2 separate regions of the Mus musculus genome follow, and region 1 is linked to region 2. The links are chromatin loops, found by intact Hi-C in ENCODE. Cell type or tissue: left cerebral cortex. All regions are shown on one strand. Links, peaks and the distances in the headings refer to the core of each region. The heading gives the core; the rest is flanking DNA.

Region 1 (4,393 bases), core at 196-4,195, 180 kb before region 2:
GTCTGGTCTTTTCTCACTCTGGGATAGAAGAATATCCAGCTACCTTTCCTCACACACGGAGACATTTAGGATCACAGGACATGCCACATTGAAAAAAAAAATGGCCTTCATGAAGATACATTTCATATAGTCATATAGTCAACCTATATATACAGCCTGAAGTGGGCTGATGCAGACCTTGTTGCCACTGAGGTGGGGCCACCTGTGGTGCAGCTTTCCCACTTGGCTGGCTTCTTTTGAAGTGAGAATTGACCAAGTGCTGACAGCATGGCGACAAAGCACCAAGGATGGACTGGTGGTGGGGGGGTGTTGGAGGGTGGGCCTTCCCCCTTATAAGCACAGTCTCTTAATAAACTCGCGGGACTTGATCAGAAAAAATTTGTCTTGGCTTCATTCTTTTCTTGATGTCCAGTCTCTCCCTCTTTCAGCCCCAGCCTGCCTTCCAGGAATACCCGGTTCGTGTAGCCCGCAGGCCGCCTCCTACTACATATATACTAGACCCAATTTTGTCACAGTTGATCCTGTTCCTGTTCTAGAGATTTCTCCATCACTAGCATATCCTTAATAGAGGATTAAATGCAGATTTGACCTTAGATGTTCCAGGATCAGCACACCTCGCAAGCAATGGTTTTATTACAGCAGCAACAACAACCCAATAGCCCCTAGGCCTGTTAATGCTTAAATGTCATTAGTCATTGTATGATGCTAGTCCAAATCCTTTTAAAGATGCAGTTATAGGAATATATTATACAAATTAGAAAAAGCAGGTACAGCTTTCTAGTTATTCAGCTTTTTCAGATTCTAATTAGAGAGGATGCAGAAATGAGGGAATTATGCAAAAACCCAAGCTATAAGATACAGCACTGCCAATCAGAGCACACAGGACACCTAATGGCGGCTGAATGGGTGACAGGGAAAAGAAGTCTGTGGGATTTCAGTGCTTTTCTGCCACAAATCTCCCTCTCCCTTATAGTCTTTGACTTCAAAGATGTTTTCCTGGACTCACTACATATGTAGCACATGGGGCCAGTCACTTGACATACGTTTTCAACACTAGTGACTTCTTGATGATAATTCCAATATGTGGCGTGCGTGTGTTCTCTGTGTACATACACGTATTTATATGTAGCGAGTGTTTGCCGCATCTTTCTGTGTATATGTGTTCATTCTCCTCAGCTATGAAGGAAGGGAAGCAAGCCCTCAGGGGAGGCGACGGGGCACTGAGGGAGAAGAGGCTAAGGGGAAATCATTCAGTCTCTCCTGCACGTTGCCCAGAGTAAGCTCTAGTGACGGTCCAATGAGGGATGAGCATGATGGTGGCTAAGAGGCAATCCGAGGACAGACTCAGGCCTTTCAAGATGCGTCCAGAACCCTGATTATAGATCAGTATACGTGGGGCATCAGGCCCAGTAGTGGAGGCTTCGCTCTGTTCCTCAAGCCATCCGGAAGCAGTCAGGAAGACGAAACTGTTTTCTTTCTCTGGTTAGGGACTTCCTTAGCCTACACGTACTACAAAAGTAACCCAGGTCAAAGATGACTCTCAGTGTGGGAGCCCCAGTGATTCAGATAAGAGCAAAAATCGACTGCCAGCTCTATGTCTTCTGCTAATGACATCGCAATTAAAGCAATTTTCCATTCCTCTCAAAGCAGAGCAGCTGGTGGCGGTTCAGCAAAACATAACCTCGTGTAAATGTCAGGGTGCTGAGTGAGAGGCGGGCAGTGCAGAGGCTGGCACTCCCTCCCGACTCTGGCTCCCATGTGAAAGTGCCGAGTACTGAAGTCGGTCTTCTAATTAAGCTTGGCAATATTACAATGAAAAATGAGATTTGAGAGTTGGCAGGGAGGCACATAAACAAACATTTATGTGAATAATTAAGCCAGAGTTAAGTGAACACTGGAGACTCTTTAATCAGCCTGTGATTGCAGTTAGTAGTAAAAGCTGAAAGTTTTCTGAAATGTCAGTGTTGCGCATGTACAGTAGTTATTTTAACATACCTTCCTTGAAAGGCTCAGCCTATCTCTTTGTTTTTACACCATTTTTCCTGTTTTTGTTTTCTTTGTCTTCTAAAAATTCCTCCCTATAAAAGAATCCATTACAAAGACGGCAGCAGTGAATCATGTCTGCACCGATGTCTTAAATGGGAACGCACACAACGCTGTAAAGACAGGAGGAGTTATACACAGACCTGCCGATTAGCTTTTAGTGATTTCCATCAAACCTAAGGAGCTATTAGGTTTGACTTCCCAGCCACGTGGATGGGTCTGCAGCCATCAGAACTAACCCTATGGAGCCACATCTTAGTTCACCTTGGCCTTCAGGGCTCTAAATGAGGCGCCAATTGATAGTAGGTTCCAAAGCATTGCTATGAACTCTGCCTCAACCTGGTCCACTTCAGGCCTTCATACATCCTCAGAAATCACATGAGGTTCTTCTGCAAGATGAGTTCCTCTAGCTCAAGCTTTTCCAGAGCTCCGAAGGAAAACTTGAATGAGACAGGAGGTTGTGTGCGTACACCAGGCAGCATCTTATGGGCTGCCCAGTATATTGCAGAGTGTCAGACTTCCAAGTTCAGAGCATGAACTTGCTTCATGCCAAGCTCATGTCTTGTACTTTTTTAAAAGCCACCAATGACAGATAAGGAAAGTATAGGAAATTCAGGGCATTTTTAAGCTGCAGGAAGTTGGCCTTACTGCTCTTTACTCCTTGAAGGGTAACAGCAGTGATACTGGTACCACACATATCACACACAAAACATGTAGTTTCTTTTGTGTGTGTGTGTTTGAATGGATTTAGAGGTATGTTATATGGATCTTTTTTTTTTTTTTTTTACATTCTCTACTCTGGATTCTCTCCTCTCAAACTTTAAATCTTTCCAAAAAAAGATAAATAACATTACCCAATCACTATACACAATCTGGGTATACTAGAGCTAATCTCTCTCTCTCTCTCTCCTATAACAGTGTGTGTGTTGTGTGTGTGTGTGAGCACACACACAACACACACACTCCCCTATGAAAACAAAAACAAAAAGTGCATGATTTGTTGGCTAGCTTAATTCAATGTAGAACAACATTTATTCTAACTTTAAAATGAAAATAAATTGCACTCTCTGTCTGCCTTGGTTGGCCCTAAAAAGATGAATTTTTCTGCTTACCTTGGACACAAAACATTCTGCTATGGCCACAGGATCGTTTTCACAGTTTTCCAGATCTTGAAGAAGTTCACTAATAAAACAAAACACATAGAGAGGAAGTATTAGGCTGTTATCTTTAGGACATTTTATGGAACTTAAAATTGACCTTTCCAATGGCATTTACAAGGAATTAGGCAATAGGGTCACAGGTCTACTGCCACTCTGACCAAGGCTTAGATAAGAGTTTTCAAGGTCATGGGTGGAACAGGAGTTTAGACACAGAGTTTAGGCTACCAGAGATAGGTATCCTGGACATCTGTCATCAGTTGTCAGAATGTTCACGCACATCCATCCATCGAAGAAGTGCTTAGGTACTCATGCAGTCTAAGGCACACAGCACATACACCCACCCACACCCACACCCATCAACAAGCAAAGTGAGCTATGTTGCCTGTCTCAATGAATTACTGATGCATTTGAAAAATAAGATGCTCAACTCATACTAATGAAATTATCAACAGAGGAAGTGCTCATAGGAAAGACTGTTCAAAGGACAGATATACCAAGAGAGGAGCTATCTCTGCTCAAATGGAAACTCATTAAGTTCTGGTGGCAGGATCATTGTATTGTATGGCTATCTGTTTAACCATTTAATCTCCCAGTGTTACACAAAACTCTGAATGTGGAATTGCTTGCTTATTAGATATTATTGGCCAAGTGACTCATTACCAAGTCACATTCCTTATACATTATAATAATGTGTAGTTTAATATCAGTCAGGTGGTTATTTTTAGATGCTATGTGCTATATATTTAGTAACAGTTTAGAGACAAACAGTTCTACAGGAATTAGAATAAAGCAGTTCCTTGCTTTGTGCTTCACATTCTTGATGGCCTCTGCTGAGAAGGATTCACTGTTTCCGAGTCTGCTGCTGCTGGGTTGTCGTTTTCCCAGTTTTAGCTGTTGTTTCTTTCATTTGATGAAACTCTCACCTGTAATCTTCTTAGCCAGTTGTATTCTGCAGTCTGACAAAGGGGAATACCATAGAAATGGCGTTCCTATTCTGCAGTCTGACAACGAGCGTAATATGGAAATGGCGTTCCTAGTTTAGCTTCAGCAGGAACCAGGATTCCTTTCCCTTTCGTGTAGATCCGTGGTGTCCCTGGACTTAAAATCATCTCCCCCAGGGCTGATGATTTGTTTTCATATTATTAGTTATGAGATTAATAAAATCATTTACCTCTATGCAGATGGGTGGA
Region 2 (4,393 bases), core at 165-4,164:
CTTTTCATTTCATCAAGAGAGATTGATCCAGGAGGTTTGGAGTGAAACATGAGCATCTCAGATGCCTGCTACACATCACAGAGAGACTGTCAAAAAGAAAAAAGTTGTCTTGGTTTGTTTGTTTGTTTGTTTGTTTGTTTGTTTTTCTGTCTGTGCCTGAATATGCTAATGCTTTGCATTAAAATCACATTTTTCTTATGTCAAAAGATTATTATTTCTCTCCCTTAAAGAGTGGTGTGGTTACACTCACTTGTAAGGCCAGCTAAAGTGGGAGAATTGTGAGTTCAAGGCCAGTCTGGGCTCCATAATAAGATCTTGCTTGCCGGGTGTGGTGGTGCATGCCTTTAATTCCAGCACTTGGGAGGCAGAAGCAGGCAGATTTCTGAGTTTGAGGCCAGCCTGGTCTACAGAGTGAGTTCCAGGACAGCCAGGGCTATACAAAGAAACCCTGTCTCGAAAAACAAACAAACAAACAAACAAACAAACAAAACAAAACAAAAAGACCTTGCTTAAGAAAATTGAGGGGGAAAAAACCCAAAGAAACAAATAAATAGTTTATAATTATGAAAATGTGTCCCTATACAACTATCACTCTGAGGCAGTAGTAGAGGACAGGTCTCAGTCACAGCTGAGTTCAATCACAGTTCTGCCAATGGAGCCGGTCCAACAAAATCCCCGCCCCCCAGGGGTCAGCTTATCAGCAAGTCTCATCCTCAAAGCACACCACATGTGTGGAACATTTAATATGGATTACTCCACTCAATCCTCAGCCCAGCTCTGAAGTTTAGGGGCATTCTTTCTGAAATAGATGCAGGAAGTGGTGGGGGGAGGGGAAGGAAGAAGGAAAGATAAGAAAAGCCAAATAATGTTTGTTTGGTTACTTGTTTGCAAATAATTGTTACTTTCCTTAGTCATAAAATGATCCATGTCAGCTCAGAGCCTTAGCAGGGTCCCGGTCTGCAAACTCATGGGGCACAGACAGGAGCATCAAATTCAAGGCTAATCCTAGAACGTGTGCTCCCAATCACTCTAAATCTCCAAGACTCAGAGGCTGGCCCACATCATCCAAGAGCCAACCAAGTTTGAAGAGCCTGGAGATCTAATCATGTCTGCAGCAGGATTACAAGGTGACAATTGTTTCAAAGACCCTACTACCAGCAGTAAAAAGAAGAAAGCGCCACACAAAGAGGATTGCAGCACCCAGGCTATAGATCAGATACTGTTGTTAGTTTACTAAAGGCTCCAAAGACTGCAGCTACTCAGTTATTTTTCCATCTTTTTTTCAAGTCAGAATACAAATTAGTAAAGTTGAATTAAATCACAAAAAGAAATCATAACCACAAGTGAGCAGAGTAAAATACTACTGGTTGTCTTTGGTTTTGAAAAAATGAGAGTGGCAATTTCTATGGGTTACAGTGTGACTGTTTAACCCATTTGAATGATAGCTGTAATCTCCCATGGAAAGTTTAAAAGGTATATATGTATAAATGAATATATGTATATATTATATAATATATTACACATATTTTGTTATTATATATTATAACATATTTTTGTATTTAATATATTTATACAATATACCAATATATTTACATGTATTTTATATTATATTTACATTATAGTATAGATTTATATTTTATATACTATAGTATTTATGTTATATAGAATATATTAATATATATTAACAATCATCTATACTAAAGGCATTGAGGAAAGTGGAATCACAGGGGAAGGACAGGCGCAGACAAATTTTATCAAAGAAAGGCAGATTTGGGCACCAGTTTGACTACCAAACAGCTGTTCCCGTTCTCTCTCTGTTTTATCCCTTTGCAAAAGGCTTTGGGGGGAATCTGTCATGCAAGGGAAATGGAAGGAAGGTCACACAAGGATTACTGGTGGGGTCCCACTTGCGGAGGAAGCCAGGGAGGTCAGTGAACTCTGGAAAAGAAAGTTTCTTCCTGGTCGGTTTTAACGGCTTAGACGGGGTGCAATTCCAAGAGACAAAAAGCTAAGTCAGGAATCAGGAAGCCAGACTCAAAGATGTTAAAGGGTCAAACACTAGCCCATCACTTTTGTATAGAAGTGTTAACTACTGTAGAATAAATAAATACCCTGGACTGAAAGGGGTAAAACCAATTAAAACTATGTGGTTCATATACACTGCTTTAACAGTGAGGAAGTACAAGCTACCAGGATTGCTTTTCCTCACGTCCCACACAGTGTAAGGCTAAAGTTGAGAGGTTTTAGATCTCTGACACGATAGACTTGGATACACTTTAAAAACAAAACAAAACAAAAAAAAAAAACAAAAAAAACATCAGTTTAACAACAACAACAAAAACCAAAACTCATCTATTCTTTGAAAGTATGCGAACTCCAGAAACTGAGAATTCAAACAGGCTGACCACAGGTTTTAACGCAATCTAAGCCTGGAATTCAATTAAACGTTAAATCTGACCCAGACTTAAGGCATCCTACTGGTTTTGTATCCAATGTGTATTCAGTTTGTATCCAGAGTGCCCCTAATCCCCAAAACAACCCTCCCGAGGTGACTGGGTTTCCTGAGAAGATAAAATCGCTGTCAAAATAGGTGCAGTAAGCTCTGGCCACCTGAAGGTGGTACAAAGAGAGCGCCAAGAGCCGCCAGAGCTTAATGAAATTCCAGGGTTGCACACACAGTCAGCTTTACACATACCAACTTCATACAACACATCCAAGCAATCAGCTACATCATTGTTTCTCAGGAACATTGTGAAACTGAGGAAGCCAACCACCCTCTCCTCACTGGGCGTCCTGGACTGTAGAGCTCTGAGACTCCATGGGGGACACAAAGAGGGGGTCTGCTCTAGCAGTCACCCCGGGGCCTGCTGCCCGCCCCCCAACAACCTTTTCCTCTGGCCAACAGTCCACACAGTCGTAGCCAGCTAGGTATTACCGTGTGTCCGGGTGACGGATGGGGCACAGCTTCTAGACTCCCGGGTCACTCCTATAAAGCGCTGACTTGCTGATTTGGGGGCGCCCACGCGAGTTTCTGCCCCACGCAGGACTGCTCCTAGCTGGAGCACACAGCACTCCCCGCCATCGCGCCCGCACCGCTGTTGGGGTGTTGTCCAGACTGTCCTATTTGGGGATAGTTCCGCTTGACTTGGGGGCGCGGGTGGCACACGGCGCGCTTGAGCAAACTTCGCGGAGCTGCAAACTGCAACCCGGGTGGCTGCAGCAAGGGGCGGGAGCGCCGGGCTAGCAGGTCCTGCCTGAGTCGACCCCATCAGTCGACTGCCAACGACCCCATCAGTCCCCTCCCAGGAGCAGCGCTCAGAGACACCCCCCGCCCCGCCCCCCCCCCCCCCCCCCCCCCCCCCCCCCGCCCAGGGCCAGGCACTGCGATCCCGCTCTTCCCACCTGCAGATTCGGGGCGCGTGGCCGAGGTCCCCGGCTTCCCTTGTCTGGTCCCTGGAATAGTCTCGGCGGAGCTTACGGGAGAGGGGCGGCTCCCGAGCGCTGGCTCCGCGGTGCGCTGCGCTCCAGCGCCGGCTCCGGCGGCCCCGAGCCCTGCAGCTCGCCTGGCTCCACTTCCTCTTTCCCACTCTGCTCCCGGCGTGTCCCGCCCCGCCCCGCTCCTCGGTCCGCTGCAGCGGGTTGCGGTCCCCGCCCGCCTCCACGGGGCCCTGCGGGAGGAAAGAGGCAGAGAGGAGGAGGCAGCTCAGAAAGAGATTAAGCTTGCTCTCTGGAGCTTTGCCAAAGACAGCAGTCAAATTACAGCCTCTGGGGGGAAAGTTTTTGTCTCTTTTCTTTTTTCTTTTCTTTTCTTTTCTTTTCTTTTCTTTTCTTTTCTTTTCTTTTCTCTTCTCTTCTCTTCTCTTCTCTTCTCTTCTCTTCTCTTCTTTTTTCTCTTCTCTTCTCTTCTCTTCTCTTCTCTTCTCTTCTCTTTCCTTTTCTTCTCTTTTCTCCTTTTCTTCTCTTTCCGTTTTCCTTTCCCTCTTTTTCTTTTTGTTTTTCTTTTCTCTCTTCTCTCTTCTTTAAAAAAAAAAAAAAACTCCCTGCTACTGTGTTAACAGCCACATCGCTTTCTTTTTTCTTCTCTTCTCTGGGCTGTTGGGGTACAGCTAAGCCTTGGACATGGCCACTTCCCAGAGTGTTCTGAAATCGGATCCAACACCGTTTCTTTGCATCCAAACTCGAATTTCACACTGTAGCTTATGATGTCACAACACTAGGAAATGGGAGAAGGGTGCTTACTGGGTTCAGGCATCAGCACCCCCACCACCCCAGTGAACATACTGGATGACCTTTGATTAGAGAAAGCAAAAGTGGAAAAGGAGGCAGAGACCTTTGCGACAGCCAGATGTTTAAAGGCACCCATAAGGTAGGACAATAAAAAATAGGACCTCTA

What was found. Hi-C counts contacts between places; a loop is a spot of excess contacts. Peaks named below come from ENCODE experiments on the same cell type or tissue, not always from the same donor. Only the 100,000 strongest peaks of a DNase experiment are listed, where the experiment ranks them.
Region 1: it touches region 2 in a loop (3-fold over the local background); 2 of 42 quality-filtered maps call a loop at or near these places.

Annotation. Positions count from the first base shown.
Region 1 is chr10:3,917,968-3,922,360 of GRCm38, reverse strand. It overlaps Plekhg1 (pleckstrin homology domain containing, family G (with RhoGef domain) member 1), which reads right to left. Exons shown (of 17, transcript NM_001159942.1): 5 at 3,156-3,225. Among named protein-coding and RNA genes, the nearest start is that of Mthfd1l, 53 kb to the left of the region's middle. In left cerebral cortex, for the core only: no CTCF peak of the experiment used is centred there; a DNase peak (open chromatin) is centred at 1,729.
Region 2 is chr10:3,739,550-3,743,942 of GRCm38, reverse strand. It overlaps Plekhg1 (pleckstrin homology domain containing, family G (with RhoGef domain) member 1), which reads right to left and starts at 3,566. Exons shown (of 17, transcript NM_001159942.1): 1 at 3,403-3,566. The region is part of intron 1 of Gm30164 (a long non-coding RNA gene); the gene reads left to right. In left cerebral cortex, for the core only: CTCF peaks have their summits at 2,613 and 3,553; DNase peaks (open chromatin) are centred at 2,676, 3,070 and 3,593; H3K4me3 peaks cover 1,987 bases; H3K27ac peaks cover 1,395 bases.